Regions from separate parts of the Mus musculus genome. Here region 1 is linked to region 2. The links are chromatin loops, found by intact Hi-C in ENCODE. Cell type or tissue: heart. All regions are shown on one strand.

What was found. A loop is a pair of places that touch in the nucleus more often than their neighbours do. Peaks named below come from ENCODE experiments on the same cell type or tissue, not always from the same donor. Only the 100,000 strongest peaks of a DNase experiment are listed, where the experiment ranks them.
Region 1: a loop joins it to region 2, with 2.9 times the contacts of the local background. A loop is called at or near these places in 15 of 42 quality-filtered maps.

Annotation. Positions count from the first base shown.
Region 1 is chr6:146,820,484-146,828,483 of GRCm38, reverse strand. It overlaps Arntl2 (aryl hydrocarbon receptor nuclear translocator-like 2), which reads right to left. Exons shown (of 15, transcript NM_172309.2): 7 at 7,816-7,956; 8 at 6,334-6,574; 9 at 5,789-5,895; 10 at 5,240-5,390; 11 at 3,256-3,317; 12 at 1,160-1,268; 13 at 298-385. Among named protein-coding and RNA genes, the nearest start is that of Arntl2, 19 kb to the right of the region's middle. In heart, a CTCF peak has its summit at 3,317 (motif pointing left); no DNase peak of the experiment used is centred here.
Region 2 is chr6:146,958,994-146,966,993 of GRCm38, reverse strand. All of the region lies in intron 2 of Ppfibp1 (PTPRF interacting protein, binding protein 1 (liprin beta 1)), which reads right to left. Among named protein-coding and RNA genes, the nearest start is that of 1700034J05Rik, 8.6 kb to the right of the region's middle. In heart, a CTCF peak has its summit at 4,966; a DNase peak (open chromatin) is centred at 5,833; H3K27ac peaks cover 2,140 bases.

The DNA.
Region 1 (8,000 bases), 140 kb after region 2:
TTTGGGCCAGCCTGGGCTACATGGCACCCTATCTCCATTGCCTAATCCACGGTATGTTATCATCATACCTGCCTTACAAGTGAGGACACTGAGGCAGAGTTTAAATTCTGAACCCAACATTACAAAGACTAGGTATGTGAGCCACACACACCCTGCAGCCCTTTTGTATGCCTCTAACCATGTCTCCTGTAACCACTGACCTATACCTCCCCTTAAGATGACCGAGTCAGCAGAAAGGTCCATGTATCTTCATAGAATGGTCCTGACATAATGACAATGAACATTTACTTCACTCACAGGCCCATAGGCATTCCCACCATTTACACTGCAGTCATCTCTCACTTCTTCTGAAGGGCTTGCATCTTCTGGGGATGAAGAGTGTAATCTGAGAAGGGAGACAAGAGATATTTATTCCTCAGACAGGATTTTAGAAGGAGTCTTTCTCCTCTGAATGTATCATAAGTCACTGATAAACAACAGCAAAGAACCCCAGACTAAATATTCCGTATTCAGTACTTGAGACCAGTTGACTTCTTACATGGCAGACTTATCTTTCACCCCGAAGTGCTGAAAATACTCCACACACACATGCAGTGGTGTGCACTTACCCCCCACACACACATATGCAAGCTGTGCATGCACTGACACACATGCATTCTGTGCATGCACACATGAATGTTGTTCATGCACTGACACACACATATGCAAGCTGTGGATGCATTGACACACACATACAATGCACACACTTTCTGGTATATATATTCATTTATTTTAACTGTGTAGTTTATGCATCAATTTTGAACTTTTTATGCAATTAAATTTATCGATTTTTCTTCCTGAATTCTGGATTTCATATGATGTTTTGAAATAACTTGTCCAAAATGAGATTATAAAAGTCCTTATCTGGGTGGCTCCCAACTGCTGGCAACTCTAGCTCCAGGGGATCTGATGCCTCTGTCCCTGCAAGCAAGCCACTTATAGGCACACACCACACCACCTACGCTGTCCTGCCCTACTGCATGCTGGTACACTTACACACACGTGCACGCACACACACGTGCACACGCATACACACACAAGTAGGAGAATGACTGGTCTATGTACTGGTTTAACTACAGCAGCCATTTACACGAGAATATTTGCAGTAATACATCTTTACCTCTGTAAACTCAGAACCTCATTTGCAATATCTGTTCCAATACTCCCAGCACCAAGGACGGTCCCCGTGGATACACCGGGCACATTGATGCAGGATTGTCTAAATGAGTCTAGGCAACAGCACAAGAGAAAACTCAGGGAAGGGCGCTAGAGTGCACAGCCCTAGCTAGTGGCTTTCTTTCTATTCAGATAATTCCCTAATTTTCTCCTGAAAAGAAATAGATGATCCACATCTTAAGGTAACAGAAAACATGCAACCTTTTATTCAGCAATTCCCAATGTTTAAGATGCTGTGAGCGGCGATCACAGATGTGCGCAGAGTCACAAAGGCACAGCAGTGACCCATGGCCTTCAGCATGGTCTTTTCCCTTACAGTGAAGCCATGGAAACACCACTTCATATTTCATTGCTCCTTTTGTGTTGTTTATGTTTATTCTGTTTTATGTGTATGAGTGTTGGCTTGTATATATGTAGGTGCATCAAATGCATACACTGCCCATAAAGGTCAGAAAAGGGCATGGAATCGCCCAGAGTTCCAGGCAGCTGTGAGCCGAGATGTGCCGAGAACCAAACTCAGGTCCTTCCAAAGCAGCCAGTGCTCTGAACCTCTGAGCCGTCTTTTCAGCCCCAGATGTGTGTTTGTTTGTCTACCCGTTTTTACTTTTTGTTGTCTCAAAACAGGGTTTCTCTGTGTAGTCCTGGCTTTCCAGGAACTCTGTAGACCAGGCTGGCCTCAAACTCAGAGATCTGCCTGTTTCTACCTCCTAATTTTTGCTTTGCTTTGTTTAGACAGTGTCTCAAGTGGCTGAGGCCGGCCTCTCACTCCTGATCCTCCTGACTCTACCTAAGTGCTGGGATTACATGCATATGTCCCCACCATATTCAGATACTTAAAAAAATACATTTTGTATATAAAACATGAGCACATCCCTGTGGTTAAAAAAAAATCTGAGATGGAAAAATAGGCCCTTCATGACAGTCTTTCATTTATCTAGTGGTAAGCCATGAACACCATGGATAAGGCTAGAGGGAGACCATGTGACAACACCAGTCTGATTACAAGAAACTCTGTCCAGTCGGGAACCAGTCAGGTGAACAGCGACTTGTGTGTAGTGCCATGTTACACTAAAGGTGAAGACATGAACCAGGTGCTCTGGCACCTCAAGGGGACTTCTGTTCCTGGAAGTTTCCTATGGGGTCTATGTGACTTCCTAACCTGGTCTCTTGTTCATTATTGTGTGTGTGAAGGATGTATGTGGCCGCATGCATGTTACAGCATACACTTGGAGGTCAAAGGACCATGTGTGGAAGTCTGTCCTTTCCCAACTTATTAGTCAGTTTAGAGGCAAATACCTTTATCTGCTGAGCCACCTCACAGGCCCTTAGTTTTTAGTGAATGTGCATGTAAGATATTGTATATATGTGATGCATGCATGTGTGTGTATATGTGTTTGCATGTATGATACATGTGTGTATATGCATATCTGTGTGTGTTTATGTTTACATGTGTATGATGTATGTGTGTATGTGTGTTTGTGTGTATGTATGTTTTGATGTATATGATATATGTGTTTTGATATGTGTGTATGATATATGTATGTATGATGTATGTGTATGATGTATATATGTTTTGAGGTGTATGATGTATATATGTGTATGGGTATATGATATGTGTGTATGATGTATGTATATGATGTGTGTATGTGTGTATGATATGTGCATGTATGATGTATGTGTATGTATATATACATACACACATATATATATGCATACATGGTATGAGTGTGTATGATATATGTATGTGTGATTTGTGTATGACGACACACTGTGATGTCAGTCCTTTCCTTCTACCTTCATGTATGTTTTGGAGATTAAACTCAGATCAGTATCTGTATACAAGAAGGGCCCGGACTTTCTGAGCCACCTCTCCTGCCCCTATCTCCTTCTATAGCCCAGTGCACGGACCTGTCCAGTCAAAATGTTTTCTAACTTTCCCTGGAAAGTTTCTCCATTCTTAGACAGAAAAGCACGTGTTCATGGAATCCTTACCGGATGATGCATCTGAGTTACCACGCCTGACCTGAAGCTCCGTCTTACCTTCGGAGGACTGGCTGCTGCCGCCGCAATGAAGCAAAGACAGCCTGGTCTCACTGCGCCCCCTGGAGGTCAGAAAAACACATGACACTCCCTGAGGTGCAGGGAATCTATTAATGTATCCACGTTGGCTCCAAGTATTTGATTTGCCAAATTTCCACTCATTTGTATTTTATTGTTCACTTCAGCTAAGATCAGGATCTATGGCAAATGCCCCAGTGGTCTCATTCCCACAGTGACGGTTCACCTAGTGCAAAAGGTCCACAGCTGTATCGGAATGGCAGACGGAACATGGGAGGTACAGGCCTCCTAGTACTGTGTAAACTGAGCATAAGACAAGCAAATGGAGTTGGCTTGACAAAACCTTACACCCACTTAAAAACTTAGCAGGGCAACAAAGCTCAGGCCAGGATGAACGGGCCGTGAGCACCAGGCTAGAGGAGAGCTTCCCCCCCACCCCCCCAGGACACTGGCAGATTTCTGCTCTCTTGGCTGTGCTGGGCACAGTTTCTTGTGGCAAAGAGGCACAGAAAAATACACTGTTTCTTTTTTGTTTTATTTTTCTTTCAAGACAAGGTCTCTCCTGGCTATCCTGGAACATGTTACACAGACCAAGTTTACCTCAAACTCAGAACTGCCTGCCTTTAGTCCTTAGTAAATGGCATTAAATGCATGTGCCCGGCCTTCCTTCCTGGGGACTGAACCAAGGGTCATGTACATTAAGCAAGTACTCTACCACTGAGCTACATCCCTCCTACCTTCTCCTCCTCCTCTTCTTCCTTCTCCATCCTTCTCTCCCTCTTCTTCCTTCCTTCCTTCCTTTCTCTCTTTCTTTCTGTTTTTTTGTTGTTGTTGTTGTTGTTTTTGTTTTTGTTTTTTCTGAGACAAGGTCTCAAATAATCTAGGCTGGCCTCAAACTCCCTAGGTAGCCAAAAATGACTTTGGATTTCTCATCCGCCTGTCTCTTCCTCCCGAGTGCCAAGAACATAGGTAGGCATAACAATGCCTACCCTTGCCACCTTTACCACCAGACATTTACCAAGCACGAAGTAGTAGATTACAGAAGGCCAATGGTCGGCTTAATCTGAACAACTAACGTCAATGGAGAGATAGGAAGTTCTCAGACCGCTGGCTGCTGCAGCCTCGGGTTCTGCTCTGTGGGGTCACCAGCTGCAGACTGTAGGGAAACCCTGTACCTCCCCCAAACACAGAGGTTTTTTTTTTCCTCTTGTTATTCCTAAGTGAGCTGGAACAACAACCATTTCCATGACTTTATGTTGTACCAGGGCTGTAACTAATGCAGACATTGATCTGGGGATGGATATGGGAGAAGCCCACAGAGATCTGGCATCTGTGACCCCTCCCCTGAGAAACTGAGCTGTCATATAGACAGAGAACCAAGCAGTGTTAAAGGTGTTCGTGATGGTTTGAATATGCTTGACCCAGGGAGTGGCACTATATTAGATGATGTGGCCCTGTTAGAGAAGGTGTGGCCTTGTTGGAGTAGGTGTGTCACTGTGGGTGTGGGCTGTAAGACCTCACTCATAGCTGCCTGGAAGCCAGTATTCTGCTAGCAGCCTTCAGATGAAAATGTAGAACTCTCAGCTCCTCCTGCACCATGCCTGCCTGGATGCTGCTGTGTTCCTGCCTCAATGATAACGGACTGAATCTCAGAACCTGTAAGCCAGACACAATTAAATATTGCCCTTATAAGAGTTGCCTTGGGCTGGGCGGTGGTAGTGCACGCCTTTAATCCCAGCACTTGGGAGGCAGAGACAGGAGGATTTCTGAGTTTGAGGCCAGCCTGGTCTACAGAATGAGTTCCAGGACAGCCAAGGCTATACAGAGAAACCCTGTCTAGAGAGAGAGAGAGAGAGAGAGAGAGAGAGAGAGAGAGAGAGAGAGAGGGAGAGAGAGAGAGAGAGAGAAGCAGTGATACTCATTTGAAATTAGATCAAAGGTCTTAAGAGCACAGAAAACTACTCACAAAACCAATGTGTTGACAGACACAATGTACTCCAGCTCTTTGGTCCAAGGGTTTGTGAAGCTGAACCACTCACTCTTCAGAGTCACGAAGGCACCATCCTTCACTCTGAATTTGTATGAGTCTGTAAGTATTTTCTCCTTACTCTGCAGAACTTCACAGGAAAGCCGCAGTCAGCGGAATAGCCTGTACAACCAAAGCCTTCACGCTGGGAGTGGTGGCTCATGCCTGTAACTCCACCCCCAGAGGATGGAAAGGGTGTATGCGGGTTCCGGGCCAGCCAGGGGGCTGTGCCGAAACCCAGACACCACCAAAGCCAGACCAGGGCCTTGAGAATTAATTTTGGATTTCATAAGGAATTCGGAGTTGATGGTATAATCATTTCTTTCTTTATTTAGACAGGAGTTTGCTATGTAGCCCAAGTTAGCCTGGAACTCCCAATCCTCTAAGCCACCTCCCAGATACTGAGATTTTTTTTAGTGTGATCCATCACACCTGGCTGACGTCATTTTTAAATTACCCGCAAAGCACCTCATTCAATGGATTACCTACCTGCTTTGTGCTTGTCAGTCAAACTACTGTGGTCATCCTGATGAAAATATTCATAACATGAAGTTCCCAAAAGTTCCTGAGGCAGGTATCCTAAAATTGCCGTTGCCCTGGTTTTTGAAACAGAAAAACATCATGGCAGTTGCTGACGGTGATGCCTCCCAGAACACTGCAGGTCCAGCACAGGTCGGGTTGCAGGAAAGCCGTCTGGAGAAAGAGCTAGCCTTGGTCCTCCCCATCCACAGCTAGACTGCAAACAGGACCCCAGGTGAGGCCCCATGACGTCCTGCTGATGCCTGTACAGGGTACCACCAGTACCACCAACACTGCGGCCATGGAGCAGGGCAGACTCAACACCACTGCTAGGAAACACTTTCCCAAGTTTACCCTCCAGTTCTACCAAAATCACCAACATCACCATCTCCGTATTTCACTTAAAATATACTTCCTCTTCTCAAGCCCTCGTTAGGAGAAAACTGCAGCGGAGCTTTGACGCTGTGCTTCAGCTGCCCCAGTGGCCTCTGGGTAGCCAAACATGGAGTGTTTACCTTTGGTCAACATAGACGAATTTCCCGTTCATTGCGAAGCGAGTTATGAACTCAGCCGGTCTCACGTTGATCTTGCCACTCTTTTGAGGGACAATGTATGGATGCAACCGTCCCATAGCCACAAGGCAGGTAAGAGGACCGCTGTCCTTCCCACCACCCGACTCTTTCTCCATGCCAACAACATTCAGAGGCCAGCTTCTCAAGTATCCAGTGCAATGGACGGTGTGGAATTTTCTATGGTCTAATGAAAAATCATAGCAATACACTTAGGTCACTATAGATGCTGATATTTCTCCTCCCTCTTCTTCCTCCCTCCTCTTCCTCTCTCTTCCTCCTCCCCTTGTCCTTCCTCTTTCCTTTCTTCTCCCTCTTTCTCCACTTTTTCCTTTTCTTTTTTTTCTTTTCGAGACAAATGTATTCTGAAGCCCAGGCTAGCCTCTAACCAGCTCCCTATGTATACCAGGCTATCCTCTAATCCCTGATACTATTACCTCAGCCTCCTAAGTGATTGCAGGCCTATAACACTATGTCTGACTATAATGAAGAAACTTGCAAATCTCTTACTGTTGGTTATGATGATGATTAATAGACACATATGGCCATACATACTACATCCCCGCCCTACTGGACTACATAGTAAGACTCTGTCTCAAAAAGAAGCAAGCAGGAGTTTGGAGTGGTGGTTCAGTAGTTAGGAGTGCCTGTGCTCTGTCAGAGGAACTCGGTTCAGTTCTCAGCACGTGCATCAGGCAGCCCACAGCTGACCTTAGTTTCAGCTCCAGGGAATCTGATGGCCTCAATTGGCACTGGACTCACTTGTGTGGGCATACACACGCATACACACACACACACACACACACACACACACACACACACTTAAAAAGCAAGATAAAAAATTATTTTAGGGTTGGGCATAGTAGCATGCACCTTTAACTCCAACACTCAGGAGGCAGAGGTAGATGGATCTGTGTGCATTTGAGGCTAGCCTGGTATACACAGTGAGTTCCTGGGTAAAGCTACAAAGTGAGACCCTATCTCAAAACAAAAACAAAACACAAAATAAAAAGACAAACAAACAAGCAAAAAGTTTTTTAAAAAGAGATTGAACTTTGTTGTTGTTTGAGTTTTTATTTTACTATTTTATCTTTGAGATAGGGTATTGCTACATAGCCCTGCTGGGCTTGAATTCACAGAAATCTTTCCCGCCTCTGTTACTTGAGTGTTAACTACGCTTTAAGGCCTACATCACGTCTCCCAAATCTAACTTAAAGTTCTCTTCGCTACAGATTCAGTAGCACAACAGGATGTGCACCTGGTGGTGAGCCAGTGTAAATAATTTCAGTTTAAAAACAATCTTACTTAGACGCTTTGAATCCTATTTCTTGCCGTGACTATGAAACTTACTTTTTCCTGGATAGAAACTACTTAGGACCTTGCGTTTTGCACCAGGCTCCGAATCACCGGCTCTCCCGGGAGTCTCACCTTTCTTCTTTGAGCAGGACGAGCATGGCTGCTCTTCTTTGACAGGGACGGTACAGCTCTTCATTCTAAAGAAGAAAGATCGTCTGGAGCCAGAATGCATGCGTGGTCGCCCAGTGTAGGGGTGACTGTAAACCTGAGAGGCTTTCACAGCAGCAGGAATGAGAACAGAATAATCACAGACGTGC
Region 2 (8,000 bases):
AGGATTTTCAAACACCTCCAGACATGACATAGTGTCTTAAACAGGTTGTTTTTCTGCCGTAACCACAAGCACACTAAGAGCTCCCCAAATATTTACAAATCAAATAATGAGACGCTTGCTGTACTAGCTACCCATATGAGCACAAACACGGGCATGCACACTCCGAAGACAGAGCAGCCTCCTGCAGATGGAGAGCTGCGCTGAGTGTGAAGGGAGCACTGACCATGTTAGCATGCACGGGGCATTAACATGCACTGCACAGGACAGTAGTGTGCACTGCCCAGGGGTGTGCACTGCTCAGTGATGACTAAAATGACAGGCGACCAAGAGCGATGGGCAAGCCTGCAAGGAAGCATTGGTAAGACAGAAGCAGTGGGGTGGCAGGCGAGGTCACTGGTGCTGCTGTTGATACTTAGGAATGACAGGCAGCACTGAAGCAATGGAGAGAGCCACACGATAAGCCAAGTTCCTTTCCTTCCTGAGTAGGAGGATGCTGCTGTTACTGAAGACAGACGGGGAGGAATGTGGGCAAATGGTGGGCCTGTGGAAGGAATGCTCCACTTCTCCTGACCGCCAGTCTAGCCCAGGCCTGTGCTCACCGAGGGAACAAGAACATGTCAAACTGCTATCCTCTGAGAAGGGCCACCAACCTTGAGTTCTAACCCAAACTCTAAAGTACCAGTGGAGCACCACCCCTGCCTTTGACAGTGCAGCTGAACAACCTGCCATCTCGACACACCCTGCCCTTTTACTTCGTCTTTGTGATGTCCCCAGGCAGCTTTCTCCCTGCTCCGGGGAAGTGTTCTCTGGTATCTGTGCGTACTGACCCCAGGACTCCACATGCCAAACCCTCCACAGCTGGAGCCCCCTGTATAAAATGATGTGGTGTTTGTGTATAGCCTATGTGATTCTGCCATATGCCTAAAATCATCTCCAGATTACTCAACAGTACAGGGCTGTCTCAAAGTTTGTGCACGACTCCACACAAAGCTAAACTTTACAGATCTGATCAGCTGCCTACACCCCACCCCAAGCATGAAACGTAAACCCAAGTCGTCTCACCAGGTGAGATACCAGCTGTGGTCCGAACACTAAAGAAAACTACATGCATGGCAGGATACCCAGGAATCCACTGATGAACCTCCCCACAAGCCCCCACCCACCAACTAACAAACATGTAGCGCACACACACAAACCACAGCTATTTTACAGTGACCTTGGGAAAAGGTAAGGTGGGCTTGCTCGTCAGGTCCAGTATGTACCACGACAAGCTTCTCATAGACTCCGACATCACTTTCAATAGTCTCTACACCAACCAGGTCTACTGTAATGATTCCTAGAGAGGATAAATACTATGCACCAGCATACAGCTATTTATTAGTCATCATCAAACACCCAGGAGTAATATACATGAAAGGATAGTACAGGGCTAGACTTGCTTGGCTCTTCTGTGTCTTAAATCATTAACCTAGATTTTGTTTTTATTCCAGCAAAGGTTCTGGCAACATCGTTCTGGTGAGAGGGAACCAGCTGGGGAGGGGAAGAGGCAGGGAAGAAGAGAATGAACATTCTGAGATGCCCTGCTGGGAACTTGAAAGGATGCCTCTCCTGTAGGAGTGTGCTGGACGGCCTCAGCGGTTAGCCGTGCGCACACTGTGCGGCACTGAAGGGAGCAGTTCCACGGTCCACCTGGATGACTTGGTACACTTCCTCCCACACACACTTCTCCGGAGCTGCGTCCCGTGGGCCAGGATCAGGTCCAGGCTCTGGGGGGTTGCCACTGCACTGGGTACCTACTTCCCAATCAAGTCTACCTCAGAGAACAGGTTCCAAAGACAGACCCTTCTCTAGCTAAGTACATGGTTTTAAGTGGTGCCCCCAACCTTGGGTAGAAAGTCATTCTACCTGATGTGGCATTCTCCCGAGCTTTTATTAAAACAAACAAACAAGAGCAAGAACTGATACACTCAAGACTTTACTTTCTGCTGTTACCAAATAATCTTCATCCCAGAACCTCCTCCTATGCTGAGGCTCAGCCTCCTGTTGAAGAGTAGTGGTGTGAATACTGAGTCCTCTAAGGAAAGCCTACATGAGCTGGCTCCACTTCCCAGAGTTAGCGATGTCACCGTGGCCTGCAGTTGATGTTGAGCAGGGATCTGTACTGATCTTCCGCTCTCTCCCTGCAACACTCCACTGTCTCTAACAATTCCCAGTGAACCTCGCAGAGCCTATAGCTGCCCACTCTTCATCTTAGAAGATGGCTTCCATATCTCCCCTTGGGAAGATAAACACCTCCCACCCTGGAGAAGTCTTGACTGTCTAATGTTCCTATGTGTACTGACTTACTGGCCTGTTCTCTCATTTCTGTGTGATCATGAAGCTGAGCCGGAAAAAGCTAAAGAAGGAAGCACAGACATACCTAGACTGGTTTGGTTTTGCATCTGCTTTTTTGAGAAAGAGTCTTATTATTGTTGATGCAAGAAACCAGCTCTCACCTCAGAGGGAGCAGAGGTGAATCTATTCTGAGTCAAATCTAAGAGGCAGAGGCTTGGGAACATGAGTTTTACATTGCCCCAAATGACTGGACAGCCCTGGAGCTGACTTTTCAACTACAGAACGAAAGAGTTATGATGCCATTTCATTTACTCTCATGGAGACAACAGGTCGAAGGCAACCAAGAGCAGGAGAAATTCTAGGGGTTCCAGATGCTGTCTGGTGATCCGCCTAGCTTTCTGGGTTAGTGGTCTGCTAAGCTAGTTTTACCCGACAGCCATGAGGATGATAGGTCAGACACAGAAGTGAGAGATTCTTAAGAGAACTAAAGACAGCACAAGCTTACAGCTCTGGATCTACATCATTCCAACTAATTATAATCATAAAGTCGGTCTTTCACATAGGTATGACATAGGTTTAACATAGGTCTTTTTCTGAGGACTGCAGTTCACACTTCATAGTCAGACTGGCCTTGAACTTGCAATGTTCTTGACTCAGCCCCCCAAGTGCTGGACTAGTGTTTGGTATGAGTCACCAAGCCTGAGTAGTATTTCCTGAGTGTCTGGTGGCAACTGGTTTTGTTGTTGATGGGGTTGGAAGCTCTTAATTACTCATCTCTGTCAGAGACCACTAGGGTAAGCCCGGCAACAAAACACAAAATCAGAGTGCCATTTTCCACTCTCAAGATCTTTCTCTAAGCATTTAATTCCAAGAATTTTTAAAACAACTTGTTTCATTTCCTGGGTTAGGGATAAGGAGTTGGACAATGGGATCTTCAGAGACTAAAAACTGCTGAGGCCTTAGAGGTTGAAGAAATGAAGGGAGGTGATGAGTGTCCTGAGCTGAGGAAGCATCCTGCCTGCCCCATGCTCACCAGGCTCCGTTCCAGAAACTACTTTCCCTAACTGGTTGTCCTAGTCATAAATCACTCCTTGGGTTTATAAACCAAATCAACACCAGATTACTGGATGGCCAACTTACACAAAATCATCTATAAAATGTGCCCATTAACTCGGGGCTACAGAGATGGCTCAGTGATTGAGAGCGTGAGTTTTTCTTGAAGAGGACCCACGTGGAGTTCTCAGCACCCAAGTCAGCAAGCTCATAATCACCCGTAGCTCCAGCCACAGGGAACTGAAGGCTCTCGTCTGGGCTCCACAGGCACTTGTGCGCACATGTGCACATACCTACACAAAGACACATCTATACATACACGTTAAAAATAAAAATAAATCTCTAATAAATTTTAAAAATCTTTCCACTAACCAAGAGCATCAATTCCTCCCCTCAATCAGTACATGGATGTTTTGTGTTTTCCTCAATGAAACAAATGATCACTCTCGATTATTGAATATAAATCTTCAAAGCTTCTACTTCAAATTAAGTGTAAAAATATTTATGAACCTGGTTACATAGCTGTTGTTTGTTTAAGTGAAACCTGTCATAGTCGATTTTCATTGTTGTTGTTGTTGTTCTAATTTCTCCCAGGACCAGATCTCTGTGATTTCAGGCTCTACTTCCCTTCCTTTCCTACTGGTCTGAAATTATCACCAGGTTGAGAATGAATAGAAAAGTCTGCAGGCAGCCTCTTGCTTTTGCCACCTGTGACAACCGAGCCATCTGGACAAGCAAGTGGGTCCTTGATAAGCCAGGAGTAGTTTAGAAGAGCCATAGCCCAGGGCTCTCGTTTGCAGGAGAGGAGATAACCTGATTTGGAATTCCTGTTCAGCTCACCATGTATCCAGAACTTGTTGTAGGTCCTGGTGTGTAGACACAAGTGAGAGAAGTCTTAGGCTTAGACAATGGTGAGAGGGAAACTGAAGGCTGAACAGTACAAATCTGTGCTGAGACAGTCTTCCCAGAAGACAGGAAGGGAGACTGGCTCTAGAATAGTCACCTCAAGAGCTAAGATCTCAGGCCCAGGCCCAAGGAATAAAGCTGTATGAAAGGTATGGAGAAGGCAAGGGAGATGTCAGCCTGCTGAGAAGATGTCAGCCTGGGTGTTAGTTTGATAATTTATATTCTAAGAAAAAAAAAAAAGTCAGATGCAGGCAGGCCCATGAGAAACTGGAATTTAAGATAGGATCCTGTGAGCTTTGCTTCTTCAGAGGTTATCTTCGGGACCACTCAATCACCCCGTGGAGACTGAAAGCCATGGCCCCCTCCTAACAGCCCAACATCTGGGAAGCTCTGGAAGGTTTTCAGGCTATCAGCAAAGCTTAATGCAACTTAACTGTCAGGGTTAGCCCTTAGCCTCCCCGACTAGCAGCAGAGCCTCTGAGTATCTGATATTTCTCTGGAGAGTAAGGTCCCAGGCCTGTTTCTTCTCAGATACAAGCAGGCTCAAGGTCTAAATAATCTCATGAGAGGCACAACGTGAGGGAGGAAACCCACATTTAAAGGCAAATTCTGATGGCTAATCTTACTGCATATCAGTTTTATTAAAATACATGGCTTGCTCCTTTGAGGGTTGGCCACGCTGTGGCAGTAAAGCACATCATAAAAGCACTAGGGGAAAATGACTGTCACTCATTACATCTCATTTTAGCAGCAAATGAGCCAGTAGGGTAAAGTACATGCAAGCTGACTTTGGTTCCAGAGGAGAATTCTCCAAGAAGCAACTTTCTCCTAAGAGACTGAAAGAGGCAGGGTGGGAACGTAAGCTAAGCAAAGATCCTCGGCTGTAGCGAATGCCTTGTTTAGAAAGTACTTAGTGGGGTAGAGTCAGTGACTGTCAAACAGCAACAGAGAGCAACCTCTGCCTGGGGAAATGCATGTATTCCCTGTACAGCAGAGAGGCTTCAATATTCTACTTCACCTCAACAGTAATGGTTACAGCAGCCTTTTATACAAGAAAAGGACTCTGGGCCCCTTTCCCTCTTCAATGCTACAGGTCTAGTACGGTCTGGATGACAGGTGATGTTAACAGGGAGGAATGTTACCCATCCTGCCTAAACTCCATTTCCTGCAGGCATGACAGTTTAAATTATTAAAACACAGTTTTATTGAAACAATATTTTAGAATATTTGTCAGGGGAGACAAAACCTGACTAACCCAACAGAAGGGAGAAATGATTTAGTGTTGCCTGGTCTCTGGCTGGGAAAACAAAACATAGTTGTTATCTCAGTGCCCAGGACTGAGACAGTGGGCACCAGTGACACAAACATGATGCACTTAGCGATGAGGAATGGGGTGCATTTAAAAGCATAGCTGAGGTACAGACTAGGGCAGGTGCCAAGAGCTGTAGAGAGAGGGACTTTGTGACAGATATCCGGAACAGCCAAAGACATGGGAGAGTGCAGAAGGGAAAACAAACACATCCCACTTCTTGACAGCATCACAGACAGCATCCAAACAGCTGAGAGATCTGCCAGAAAAGGCAGCTGTGAACTCTTGGGATGAACAGTCCATCTAAAGCATTGGAGGGCTGAAAATGTCAACAGTACACAGCCAAACGAGGCTCCTGTGCTTGACAAGGAATACGCAAGAAAGGTGGAGCTGAAACAACACATCAAGCAACGATACAACAAGCATTAAAAAACACAGCACAATCATCAAGCGAGACTGTGATAAGCTCGGAGCTTAGACTGCATTAGATCTTCCACCAAACACAAGACCAAGAGTGGTGCTGACTGTAGAAACCAGCACCACGGCATTCTGTGGGTCCAGAAAGGGAGCAAAACTCAGTCAACTTAGAATTTTTTTTCTGGGTTTATGGAAGACTCCCAAACAAGCCTGCTATCTCTGTGAAGCTAACTTCATCACAGTCTGTGATGAGCTCAACTGTGTCTCCCCCAAAAGTTGTATATTGAAGTCCCAACTCTCACAAACTCAGAATGTGTCCTTATATGGACACAGAATCTTCAAAGAACTAATTCAGGTTAAATGAAACCTTTAGGGTGAGACCTAACCCAATCTGACTGGTATCCTTATGTAAGGGAGAAATCTGGACATGAAAAAGGCATCTAACAGGGTAAGATGAGGAGAAACTAGCCTCCCACGATCATGGAGAGAAGCCTGGAATGCCTCCTTTCTCACAGTCCAACCTCCACTTGCCTCCAGCATCCAGAAATTTTCAAAGTACAACTGGCCTGAAAAACTCCACCACCACTATATGTAGGCATCAGTAATAATAATTCCTTTTTATGTATGGCCCAATGTGCTAATTCAGTTAAATACAGATTGGTCACAAGATCAAGACACAGGGCACAGAGGGAAACATGATACATCAAAGCCGGAGCACGGCATCAACATCAAAACCAATGAAGAGAGTGCACACTTTACGTGTTCGTGGGATGAGTCACAGCCAGCAAGAATGGAGCCTCCTCCCACGTCCACTGCTGCCAGGTCTCAAATACTTCTAGCCATTTCACCAGAGCAAACATGCCGATCAAAGGTTGCTGTTCCTGGCATGGTGGAGGCCCTCCATGTGGTAAAGTCACAGTGGACTGAGGACCGCCAGTGCTAATGACTACAGGCCTCCAGACTGTAAAGCTCACCTGACCTTTAACTACACCCCACAGCTGTTAGTTAGCAAGCAGCAGAGTCACAACCACATTGGCTTAAATAAGGCAGTTACGATGTCATGCTAGTCACCAGGAAGACCATTCTACTGCTTGTGGCAAAAGCTTGTCTTATTTATTACTTATTTATTACTATTACCACATCACTGGACTCCCAGGGACTTCTAGACATTACTCTTTGTTCTTCCCATATGAGATAGGTCAGACAGACTTATTTTAACTTGGAGGCAAACTGACACTTGGAGCTGGGTCACTGTCCTGAATGTGAGTGACATCCTGGAGCAGACCCCTCATCCTTGGCCATCAGATACTGGTTATATACTAGGCTCTCTATGGACCCATGGTAACATTTTCTCAGTTTCATTTTCCTAGCATTAATCTGAATAAAATGTCATTTCTGACTGTCAAAATGTAACTTCAGAGCCCCTCTCCCATGAATATTCTTGAGATGGACACCCTTGTGTTATTGACCTACGCTTTCCACTGTGAAGGTTTTACATAAGTTTGGTTCAGGAAAGAAAACAATCAGCACAATGGAGTGTAAAGCTGGGGGGAGCTCCAGCTGAGACTAGCAGTGCCAGAAGGTAGGGCCATTTTGAAAATTTAAAGTCTACACTACAAAACAGGGATATCAGCAAGGGGTCTTACTTAAGCAGAGAGGTAACTTGTGTTTCTAAGACTCATTACCTTTCCTGAAAGAACCCAGAGAAGACGCGGTAACGTCCACCTAAGAACTAGTCAGGACAAAGCAGGAAGTGGACAAGTGACAGGGGCAGAATCCACAGGGCTTCCTGAAGGAAGGTGCAGGAACAGAAGCCTGAGTGAGGAGTGTAACCAAGATGATGCCCGGCCTGGGCCCTGAGAGGAGCTGCCAGATGCTGAGGCTATGCAGGAAGAGCACAGCATGTTTGCTGGTAAAGGTCCCAAATTCAGTATTTGAGTTGAGACTTCTGTAAAGTGCTGTGTTAAAATGCTCTTAGAGC